2 separate regions of the Homo sapiens genome follow, and region 1 is linked to region 2. A link is a contact called in ENCODE Hi-C or POLR2A ChIA-PET data. All regions are on one chromosome and are shown on one strand. Each heading gives the region's core, a stretch centred on a gene start or an enhancer-like site at or near the end of the contact. The rest is flanking DNA. Distances are from core to core; before and after follow the strand shown.

Region 1 (6,449 bases), core at 1,123-3,622, 1.2 Mb before region 2:
TGGCCTGGGCCCACAGTGTATGCCCTACACTTTTCTCAGTTTTTTCCATTTTCTCTAAACCTCTTCAAGCCTAACCCCTTCTCATATATTATTACCTACTCTTCAGTACCTCTCCTTGGTTTTTCATTAATTATTCATTTTCTTGCCCCTTTAAGGTCTCTCCCCACTCTTTTTCCCTATAAATATTTCCCTCTTTAAAAAGAAAAAATAGGCCGGGTGCGGTGGGTCACGCCTGTAATCCCAGCACTTTGGGAGGCTGAGGCGGGCGGATCAACTGAGGTCAGGAGTTCGAGACCAGTCTGACCAACATGGCGAAAACCTGCCTCTACTAAAAAAAGAAAAAAATTAGCCAGGCGTGGTGGTGGGGTCCTGTAATCCCAGCTACCTGGGAGGCTGAGACAGGAGAATCGCTTGAACCCAGGAAGCAGAGGTTGCAGTGAGCCAAGATCGTGCTGCTGCACTCCAGCCTGGGCAACAGAGTGAGACTCCGCCTCAGAAGAAAAGAAAGAAAAAATAGTAACACAATCCTGTTTCTACATAATACCTTCTCTATTAACAATCCTGTAGATGGCCAGAATGTGTAAGTCTTTAATAACCTCTGTCCTCTACAACTGGCTTTCAAACTCAGTTCTTACTGAAATTGTTTTTTTTTGGTTTGTTTGTTTTCTTTTTTTCAGTCTCCCAAGTAGCTGGGAGTACAGGCGTTCACAACCATGCCCAGCTAATTTTTGTATTGTTAGTAGAGACAGGGTTTCACCATGTTGGCCTGGCTGGTATCAAACTCCTGACCTCAGGTGATCTGCCCGCCTTGGCCTCCCAAAGTGCTAGGATTACAGGCATGAGCCACCGCATCTGGCTGAAATTGTTTCCTAAAGCATCACTTGTTCGCCAAATCCAGTATTTTCAGTCTTTATCCTTTGGTTCCCTGTGAGATATAAATAGATTATTGAAGCTTCTAGGCCTCTTGCATGAAGGGGCCTTAAAATGTTATACGGTTGAATATGATTATAAAGTTGCAAAAGTAAAATAGTTTTGCGCTCTTGTTCTTAAGCTTCAGGCCCAACAAAACTGAATCTACCCCCATATAAAAGAAGTTCATCAGATTCTCTTATAGCCTATAGAGGTACCAAATGGGACAGGGCTTCTCGCAACTTGGACACAGCTAAGGACAGAGCTAATTGCTACACTAAGAGTCACATCTTGAATTGACCAAATAATTCTATTCTTTCCATAACTAGGCCTCAGGTCTGGTTCTCAATATTACAGGTTCAGGAACTAGATTTTAAGCAGTCTGACCAAGGTAATTAACCACTGGGAGATTAATGCAAACTAACCAAACTCACAAAAGACTATAAAAAGAATGTCTATTTCTTAATGTACAAGAAGGAATCAATACCTTAACATTAATGATTAATACCTTAATATTGACTAGGGTATATGGTAGACATTTGTCTATCCAGGACACTCTATTCCCTAAATCAAAGTAGTTTCGAGACCAAAATGATCATGAACATTTAGTTATCATGATTGAAAGTGTTATTTTACTGGCCTTATGGCCTCCTCGCTGCCTCAGATTCTTTGAAAATGGGGTAAGCTCTGTTCCTGTGTGATTTAAGCCTGTGCATGATTCTGACCTACCAGTCTTGCTCAGTCGTGGATTGAGCTGCATTTTTGCATTTAAGGCAAGTTTTATCGCAAGCCCTAACTCCACCCCATTTGGCTGCCATACGCGGGTGTTGTGCGTGTCCTCCAGATCCCCAGCCATCCCAGCGCTTTCCCATTCCACTCATGCCCTCTCTTCCCCTTCCTCCATCTCAGTGTTTTCCCTCACTTTCAATGGCCAGACTGGCCTTCCCAAGGTCCCTCCTAACGTCAGGTCTGTCATCACCTACCTTCTTCCACCTTGCCTCGCCTACTAATCATCACCTCCTAAACTGTCACCGTTATCTCCTACCTGGCTCACACTGGCCCCACCGCCCAGAACAGAAAGGAAGCATGGAATCCCGGTCAGGCCGCGCCTACGCGACTCAGGGCGCCCGGCGCCCGCCCCTGCCCCAGCGGCGATGCTATGAGGGAAACCGTATCGCATTTTGCATAGTCTTCGCAGTCCTACATAACCGCCACCTTTACCCTTCGCGTGGGCATCACAATCGCCTCCTCCCGCTGGGGAAGGCAGAAAGGCGCCTCCTGACGAGAACCAAGGCGTGTGGGGACGCAGGGCCTCTGCGTGTCAGGGAGCAGAACCTGGGCCGAGCCCTAGGTGAAGGGGCGGGGTGGTTGGCCCTGAGCCAATCATGGCTCGTGACGACTCGGCTCGGCCAATCAGAAGAAGGGAGGCCTGGCGCTCTCGGGGCGGGTGAGAAACCGCCCCCCCTTGCAGCTCCGCGGCCAACGCCTTCGCCCAGGGGTAGTTGGAGCGGTGCAGGTTCCCAGGCTCCAGGTACTGGGCGCCTTACGAGCTGGGAGGTGGTGCCTCTCACCCAGCTAATTGCTCTCTAGCCCTTGGCCTTCACAGGTGTTGGTGCCTGCCGTGAACGCATTCTGACCTGGGCCGTATCTGTCTCCCAAGACTTTGTGCCTATGGTTGGGGACAGAGTGAGGTCGTTGCCTTGACGACGACAGCATGCGGCCCGTGGTCCTCCTAAGTGTGAGCTTGCGGCGGACCGAGGCCCACCTGCCTCCCTGCCTGCTTCGCCCTGGACTCGTGACTGCGTCCGCAGAAGAAATCACAACAGCGCTGGAATTGCTAGTTTGCTAGGCAGCATCTTTTGGACCTGCGAACCATATGCATTTCACCTCAAATTTGTTTCCAAGTTGAAAACCTTTGGGTCTTTCTATGCGAACGGATTGAAGAAACGGTAAGTATAGTACGTTTTAAAGCTTCTATTATCTCGTTCTTTGATCTATAAAAGATTTCAATCTTTTTTTTTTTTTTTTTTTTTTTTTTTTTTTTTTTTTTTTGAGACGGAGTTTCACTCTTGTTGCCCAGGCTGGAGTGCAATGGCATGGTCTCGGCTCACCGCAACCTCTGCCTCCTGGGTTCAAGCGATTATCCTGCCTCAGCCTCCCAAGTAGCTGGGATTACAGGCATCACCACCACGCCCGGCTAAGTTTGTATTTTTAGTAGAGACAGGGTTTCTCCATGTTGGTTAGGCTGGTCTCGAACTCGCAACCTCAGGTGATCCGCCCGCCTCGGCCTCCCAAAGTGTTGGGATTACAGGCGTGAGCCACCGCTCCCGGCCCTTTAATCTGTCTTAAACAAAATAAAAAATTAGCATTCTCCAAATATTTTTATCAAAATTGTTGCTTTTAGAACCATCCAGAAATAACACCTTGCCCATTGGCCAGGTTTCTTTTTCGTTTGTATTACCTTTCCGTTCAAGAGTAGAAGGCATGAGAAGTTATAGTTTATGAGTAACTGTTTCAGGAAACAGGAGGCTTTGTAGGCTGTGATACTTTTAAAGTATTTGTGGACAGTGTCACTTGAAAAAGCAGGTGTGTTCAATGTGGTGTGTCCAGATATGCAATTGGTTGGGAGAATAAACTTGAAGCAGTCAACTTGCATTAATGTTAGCTTGGGATATGCTTCAGAACACCTCAGACATGCTTAAAGTCATTTTTTTTGGTTCACTTTGTGCTTTCAAATATTGAGGACATCAATTACAAAATGTTTTAAAATAATCCAGGTTATAGATTCAAGCTATTTTTGTCATTGGTATGATAAACCTAAAGCCTAGTGCTTAATAAAACATACTCTCTTAATGGAAGAGAAAAAAATTAAGAAGGGATAGAATTATATGGAGATTTTTTTTTTCAAATACAAACAGTTTATTAAAAAATAGTTAATGGAAGTGGAATAGAAGGTAAAATGTCAAATGCATGGAAAGTTAGTGTCTGGGACACTGCTCTGTAAAAAGTTTGTAGTAGAATCTACTATGAAAACTGGTAGTAAAATAATAATTTAAGTCGATGTTCATTGGTATTGTTTTCATTTCCCACCCCTCAAGATCAATCTTCTGGTTCTCCACATATAGCTACATTAAAAATATATATATTATAAAATCTCAAACTATTATATGTCAAGTGTGGAAAACGTATTGTATACATTGGATTAGCATAGTTTGCTAGAACAAAGAGAATATTTGTTTTGTCTTTGCATCACTGTTCCAATAGAGAAATAGGAAAAACAGTTCACGATCTGAGTAAATTTTAGATTGCCGTAAGTATACAATTAATACAACAGGCAAGAATTATTTCTTGTTAAAATCTATCTGTATTTGGACTGAAATAATTTTTTATCTATTATTACTGAAATAATAGATAGTTAAAATCTATCTGTATTTGGACTGAAATAATTTTTTTCTGTACGAAAGCATTTTGTCCAATGATTGCTGGACCTTCGTCAATCATTGGTAAAACAAGAAAGATTCTCTTAGGATTGCCTTTATTCAGAAAATGTCATATAATATGAGTAAAAAATTTCAAGGCCGGGCGCGGTGGCTCACGCCTGTAATCCCAGAACTTTCGGAGGCCGAGGCGGGCAGATCACGAGGTCAGGAGATCGATACAATCCTGGCTAACACGGTGAAACCCCGTCTCTACTAAAAATACAAAAAGTTAGCTGGGCGTGGTGGCAGGCGCCTGTAGTCCCAGCTACTCGAGAGGTTGAGGCAGGAGAATGGCGTGGACCCGGGAGGCGGAGTTTGCAGTGAGCCAAGATCGCGCCACTGCACTCCAGCCTGGGCGACAGAGCAAGACTCCGTCTCAAAAAAAAAAAAAAAATTTCAAACACAAATTCAAATTATACTTATAGTGAGTAATCATTAACAGGGTTTTTGAAATACTTTTACTGTACTTGGTACTACTAATATTTAATTTAATTTAATAATTACATTAAATTTAATAAAATTTAATTTAATTTTAAAAATCTGCTTATATACCGATGTCATTACTCTTATTTTCTAAGTTCAATATAGTAACAGTAACATGGCGAAACCCCGTCTCTACTAAAAGTACAAAAATTAGCTGGGCGTGGTAGCGGTGCCTGTAACCCTAGCTACTGGGGAGGCAGAAACAGGGAATCGCTTGAACCTGGGAGGCAGAGGTTGCAGTGAGCCGAGATCGCGCCAGTGCACGAGACTCCGTTTCAAAAAAAAAAAAAAAAAAAAGAAAAAAAAAGTAAAGAAAAATATTTTATGAAAGATGCTCTGTGTTAATTTGTTATGTGATCAAATATTTTTTCCAATTAAGTGGAAGGTGCATAAGTATTTCCAACATTGATCTAAATCCAGTGTAACAAAAAAGTTGATCTTTATTAAAACTAAATTCAGGCCGGGCGCTCTGGCTCACGCCTGCAATCCCAGCACTTTGGGAGGCCAAGGTGGGTGGATCACTTGAGGTCAGGAGTTTGAGATCAGCCTGGGCAACATGGCAAAACCCCATCTCTATGAAAATACAAAACTTACCCGGGTGTGGTGGCTCACGCCTATAATCCCAGCTACTCAGAGGCGGAGGCAGGAGAATTGCTTGAACCCAGGAGGTGGAGGTTGCCGTGAGCCTAAATCTCACCACTGCACTCCAGCCTGGGCAACAGAGCAAGACTCCGTCCCAAACAAACAAACAAACAAACAAACAAAATCCCCCACCAAATTCAGTTATACATCTTTGAGTGAAAAGGAATTGTGCTTTTTTTTTTTTGAGACAGAGTCTCACTCTGTCACCCAGGCTGGAGTGCAATAGTGCTATCTTGGCTCACTGCAACCTCCGCCTCCTGGGTTCAAGGGATTCTCCTGCCTTAGCCTCCCGAGTAGCTGGGACTATAGGGGTGCACCACCATGCCTGGCTAATTTTTGTATTTTAGTAGAGACAGGGTTTCACCATGTTGGCCAGGCTGGTCTCAAACTCCTGACCTCAGGTGATCTGCCCGCCTCCGCCTTCTAAAGTGCTGGGATTACAGGTGTGAGCCACTGCACCTGGCCTGTGCATTTTGTTTATTTGTTTTGTTTTGTTTTTGAGACAGATTCTTGCTCCGTTGCTCAGGCTGGTGTGCAGTGCCATCACAGCTCACTGCAGCCTCAACCTCCTGGGCTCAAGCAATTCTCCTGCCTCAGCCTCCCAAGTAGCTGGGACCACAGGCATACACCACCACACCCAGCTAATTTAAAAATGTCTTTTGTAGAGACAGAGTCTCAGTATGTTGCCCAGGCTGGAATTGTGCTTTTTTTTTTTTTTTTGAGATGGAGTCTCACTCTGTTGCCCAGGCTGGAGTGCAGTGGTGTGATCTTGGCTCACTGCAAGCTCCGCCTCCCGGGTTCACGCCATTCTCCTGCCTCAGCCTCCCGAGTAGCTGGGACTACAGGCGCCTGCCACCAAGTCCGGCTAATTTTTCTGTATTTTTAGTAGAGACGGGGTTTCACCGTGTTAGCCAGGATGGTCTCAATCTCCCGACC
Region 2 (5,790 bases), core at 306-2,805:
CTTTACGGGCACCTGATGACAGCAAGCTGGAGAAAGACCTGAATATGCTTCCTTGTCTTCCGCAACTATACAGATGCCAAGGAAACCAAATGTCCCACTGAAAGGAAATGCTTCAGCTATAATACCATCTTCTCATGATGCTATTGAGAGGTGACAGGGTGCTGGCAGCCCTCACAGCCCTCGCTCGGTCTCAGCGCCTCCTCTGCCTGGGCTCCCACTTTGGCGGCACTTGACAAGCCCTTCAGCCCACCGCTGCACTGTGGGAGCCCCTTCCTGGGCTGGCCGAGGCCGGAGCTGGCTCCCTCAGTTTGTGGGGAGGTGTGGAGGGAGAGGCCCGGGCGGAACCCGGGCTGCGGGTGGTGCTTGCTGGCCAGCACAAGTTCCGGGTGGGCGTGGGCTTGGCAGCCCCGCACTCAGAGTGGCTGGCCAACCCTGCCTGCCCTGAGCAATAGGGGGCTTAGCACCCGGGCCAGCGGCTGCGGAGGGTGTGCTGGGTCCCTCAGCAGTGCCAGCCCACGGGTGCTGCGCTCGATTTCTCCCCGGGCCTTAGCTGCCTCCCCGCGGGGCAGGGCTCAGGACCTGCAGCCTGCCATGCCTGAGCCTCCCCCACCCTCTGTGGGTTCCCGTGCGGCCGGAGCCTCCCCAAAGAGCGCCGCCCCCTGCTCCATGGCGCCCAGTCCCATGGACCACCCAAGTGCTGAGGAATGCGGGTGCACTGCATGGGACTGGCAGGCAGCTCCACCTGCGGCCCGGTGGGGGATCCACTGGGTGAAGCCAGCTGGACTCCTGACTGGTGGGGACTTGGAGAACCTTTATGTCTAGCTAAGGGATTGTAAATACAGCAATTGGCACTCTGTATCTAGCTCAAGGTTTGTAAACACACCAATCAGCACCCTGTGTCTATCTCACGGTTTGTGAATGCACCAATCAACACTCTGTATCTAGCTACTCTAGTGGGGACGTGGAGAACCTTTGTGTCTAGCTCAGGGATTGTAAACCCACCAGTCAGCACCCTGTCAAAACAGACCACTTGGGTCTCTGTAAAATGGACCAATCAGCAGGATGTGGGTGGGGCCAGATAAGAGAATAAAAGCAGGCTGCTGGAGCCCGCAGTGGCAACCCGCTCAGGTCCCCTCCCACGCTGTGGAAGCATTGTTCTTTCACTGTTTGCAATAAATCTTGCTGCTGCTCGCTCTTTGGGTCCACACTGCCTTTATGAGCTACAACACTTACCGCCAAGGTCTGCAGCTTCACTCCTGAGCCAGCGAGACCACGAACCCACCAGAAGGAAGAAACTCCGAACACATCCAAACATCAGAAGGAACAAACTCCAGACACGCCGCCTTTAAGAACTGTAACACTGCGAGGGTCCGCGGCTTCATTCTTGAAGTCAGTGAGACCAAGAACCCACCAATTCCGGACACACTACCTTCCACCTTCCATGGAAGATGCAGGAAGCTGTGTGTTTCCCTAGTTTCTATTGCCCAGGAATACTTCTGATAAAACATTAAGAATGTGTTCCTGAATTCTTACCAAAAACGAAACCAAAACTGTAAAAGCACAACTGGTGTAATTCTGTAAGGAGAAATACAATCACCCCAGATGTAATTTAGAAATAACTAGAAGTGATTTGAACAAATTATTTAAATTTTTTATTTCTCCCAAGTAACCACCAGTTGTGAGGAACTTCTTTCGAAGTAGTAATAACAGATGGTACTTATTGAACATTCAGTATCTGCCAAATGCTGTTCTTAGCATTTTATATGTATTGATTCAGTGAATTCTTATAGTAGCCCTGTAAGGCAGAGTTGCTATAGAGATGAGGAAATGGTGGCACAGAGAGGTTAGGTAACATGCTCAAGGTGCTTAGTCCCTCTCCTGAACTGGCATGAAAGGTCTCTTCTGTTTAATTTATAAACAATGATAGAACAAATATTGATAGTTCATAGTGATAAAAATAAATAAACCTTTAGGAAAAGCTCTTCCTTACAGTAGAACCCCAAATAACAAATGTAGAAGAAATGATCAAATAGGAAAAACATCAATATGGAAACTAGTGGGTGAAATTTAAATGAGAAACAGTATATTTACATGGTCCAAAAATATCTCCCCACAAATTAGTTATTAATTATAAAGGGCAAAATAGTAAATTTATAGTGGATAAATCTAATAAATGTCATCTTAACAAAATGATCAATCTTAATATCATAAACATTAGGATAAATTGATATCCTGGGGTTCACAATATAAAGTATTCTGAGGGACACACTATTACTTCCAATATGTTCCCTCCAAAGATACATAATCTGATTTTAATTATTAACCAACATCAGAGAAATACAAAATGTGGGACAATTTGGAACAGAGTTGTAATCTTTACAAATATCTAGATCAAGAAGTCCAAAGAAATGCTGAGGAGCTGTTCAATGAAAAAGGAAATTAAAGAGATTGACAACAAAATGCAACCTGTGATCTTGGATTGAATTCTGAATGAAAAAAAAAAAAGAAATAATCATAAAGGACATTATTAGGATAATTTAAATTTGAGTTAATATGGAATCAATGTCAGATAAAAGTATTCAATGTTTAATTTCCTGATTTTGACAACTTGACTATGGTTTTATAAGAGAATATCCTTATTCTTAGGAAATAATCACTGAAGTATTCAGAGGCAGAGCTTTGCAATATCTGTAACTTTTCTCAAATTGTTCAGAGAGGGAGAAGGAATGATGAAGCAAGTAGGGTGAAAAGCTCATAGGATAACTTATGATTGAATCATTTGCCAAGTTATCCTGTAGATATTAATATAGATATATTTTTTATTTTGTTACTTAAACTTAAAAAATAATTGCTGGGAGTTATATCAAACACAAAATTTGCTTATTCTTAGCTTTGGTTTAGTAATTTCACTTTAGGGACTTATTCTAAGGAAATAATATAAAAGAGGCACAATTTTGTTACAAGGGTATTCATCAAAACTTATATGCAACTGCGGAAAACTGAAAACAACTCACACATCCAATAATAGAGTGTTGTTTTAGGATTATGCAGTCATGGCCGGGTGTGGTGGCTCACACCTGTAATCTCTGCACTTTGGGAGGCCAAGGCAGGCAAATCACGAGGTCAGGAGTTCAAGACCAGCCTGGCCAACATGATGAAACCCTGTCTCTGCTAAAAATACAAAAAATTAGCTGGGCGTAGTGGCGGGCACCTGTAATCCCAGCTACTCAGGAGGCTGAGGCAGGAGAATCACTTGAATTTGGGAGGTGGAGGTTGCAGTGAGCTGAGATCACGCCACTGCACTCCAGCCCGGGCGACAGAGTAAGACTCCATCTCAAAAAATATATATATATTATATACATATATAAAATATATATTATATATGATATATATATAATATAATACATGATATATAAAATATATATTATATATATATCATATATATAATGGAGTGATTAAAATGCTGCAGAATAATATTTAATGGCATGGAAAATGTCATTGTTAAGTGATAAAGACAAGATACACAATGGTACCCACAGAATGACCCCATTACTGTGTATACATACCCACAGTCACACGCATGAAAGATTGCAAAACTATAAATGAAAATGTTCATAGTGGTAATTTTAACATGTAAGGGAAAAAAGGTAACTTAAACTTACTTAACACTACTTTGAAAATTTGCTAAAACAAACTTATTATTTTGTAATTAAAACAAATAATTTTCTGTAGTCTAGCGTATGACTTAAAGAGGTATAAGTAGCCATAAATTTAAATGAAACTGTGAGCTTCTTATTAGATGTGTGCACATATGTAAACACCCACACCTTTATTACATGCTATAACTGGCTTCCAGTGACACAAGATCCTGCTACTGAGGTTGGTGAATGACATTGAAGCCTGACCCCTAAACTTGTCCTTTGGTGGAACGTACACCCAGGAAATCTCTTTTCCATAGTTGTAAACAGATGCATGACTGTTTTAAAGGGCCATGACCTCGTGGATTTGTTTCCTGGGAAAGTATCCCAAGCCTGAAACCAAGTGCTGCACATTCTCAAAAGAAAATGTAATAAGGTTGATTAGAATCTGTGGAAGAGGTGCAGTTCTTATATGCTAAATTTGCATTTTCTCTATGTAAAAGCTTTCAAAATAATTCAATTACTTATTTTATAATTTAATTTCCAAGGTTAATTCCTTACATGTATTTTATGACCTAAATTTTACAGGGTGGGCCTAGATTCAGAAACTCTTTCTGTTACAGTCTTTGTTTTAAGCCTTTTTACAACCTAGGTTGGTGCTAAGGAGGAATGACGAATTGCTATTAGTGTATTAATAATAAACATTGAATTCTTCTATTAACTACCAAAGAATAACAAAGGACCAGAAAACAAACACATACTAACTACTGGAGATTGCCCCCAACCTAACGAATACCACAGTGGAGATTCTCATATTAAGGATAACAAATTGTTACCCCTGAAACGTCAGCTAAGATTTGTATCCATTAGCCCAAAACCTCCTACTCATGATTTCTAAATTATACAACATTATCGACAGGTCCAGGAGACATCGTGTGCATTGCGGAAGAATGAATTTTCAATATAGCTAATGTGTATGTTCTTCAATTCAGATTTCTGTTCCATAGCCCCACCCATGTATAAAAAGGCCCTACCCACTGATAAGGGACATATTCATATTCCCACAGCCAGATTCTCCCACTCTAATCAAGACTGCATCTAATGTAAGCACATGACTCACTCACATTGGTCCCTTTCCTGAAACTCAGGGTGAGAGCCAACTCTCAGCTATCTGTGGTTGGAGTGACAGAGGTGACTGGAAGAAGCGAAAACCACTGGTATTCCCAACTTCCGTTTTAACTGATAATCTTAACCTCCTCCCTGATGTCAACTCTCCTTTACTAAAGATTGTAATGAACACAGAAAGGGCCCAAGAAAAAAGGACAAGGCCTGCTAATTCTAAAACTATATAATCAACAACTGAACAATTGAGGGCTTGTCACTTCCATTTTCTTTCATGGCTAATATTCTAAATAAGTACTCTCTACCAACAGCCGCCACCAACTCCCTTAATCTAGTGCAATTCTGCCTCCACTTTCATCACTCACTAAAAGCACTCTCTTTCAAGCTTCATGACATTCAGAGGTCAAAACCAGGGGCGTTTTTCTTCTTTCCCATTGTTTTCTAGATTTTTTTTTGTTAGACCGTGTTGACTATCACTGTAAATCTTGGATTTTTTTTTCTTTCTTCTGAGTTTCATGCCATTATGTTCTCCTAGATGTCCTGGTTATAACCATCAGCAAATCCTATTGATTTAAGTATAGTCTACTTATACTCCTAATTCAACACTTTCTCATTACTTCCACTACTGCTATCTTTCCCCTAACCATTTAGGTGGGTTATTAAAATACTCCCCACCTTATCTTTCAGTCTTGTCCTTTTTAGTCTACTTTCGGCAGAGCAGATAGACTGATCTTTTTGAATTATTTCATCACCCTACCTCCAGCCCTCTGATAGTTTCTTTTATTTATTTATTTATTTATTTATTTTGATTATACTTTAAGTTTTAGGGTACATGTGCACAACGTGCAGGTTTGTTACATATGTATACATGTGCCATGTTGGTGTGCTGCACCCATTAACTCGTCATTTAGCATTAGGTATATCTCCTAACGCTATCCCTCCCCCCTCCCCCCATCCCACAACAGTCCCCGGTGTGTGATGTTCCCCTTCCTGTGTTCATGTGTTCTCATTGTTCAATTCCCACCTATGT

Evidence for each region. Hi-C counts contacts between places; a loop is a spot of excess contacts on that map. ChIA-PET counts read pairs that join two places held with the same protein, here RNA polymerase II (POLR2A). Pooled maps may share reads with other maps.
Region 1: a pooled map shows a loop between it and region 2 (8-fold over the local background). The contact joins the promoter of CDKL2 here to the enhancer-like site in region 2. A Hi-C loop is called at or near these places in 2 of 50 pooled maps. POLR2A ChIA-PET finds 5 or more read pairs at or near these places in 2 of 52 experiments (Panc1 and activated T-cell).

What each region holds. Positions count from the first base shown.
Region 1 is chr4:75,626,451-75,632,899 of GRCh38, reverse strand. CDKL2 (cyclin dependent kinase like 2) reads left to right here and starts at 2,372. Exons shown (of 14, transcript NM_001330724.2): 1 at 2,372-2,858.
Region 2 is chr4:74,393,981-74,399,770 of GRCh38, reverse strand. No RefSeq gene overlaps it. Among named protein-coding and RNA genes, the nearest start is that of EREG, 32 kb to the right of the region's middle. Within about 2 kb of position 1,555, at least 7 of the 41 ENCODE cell types and tissues checked have a DNase peak (open chromatin) inside an H3K27ac peak, as active enhancers do.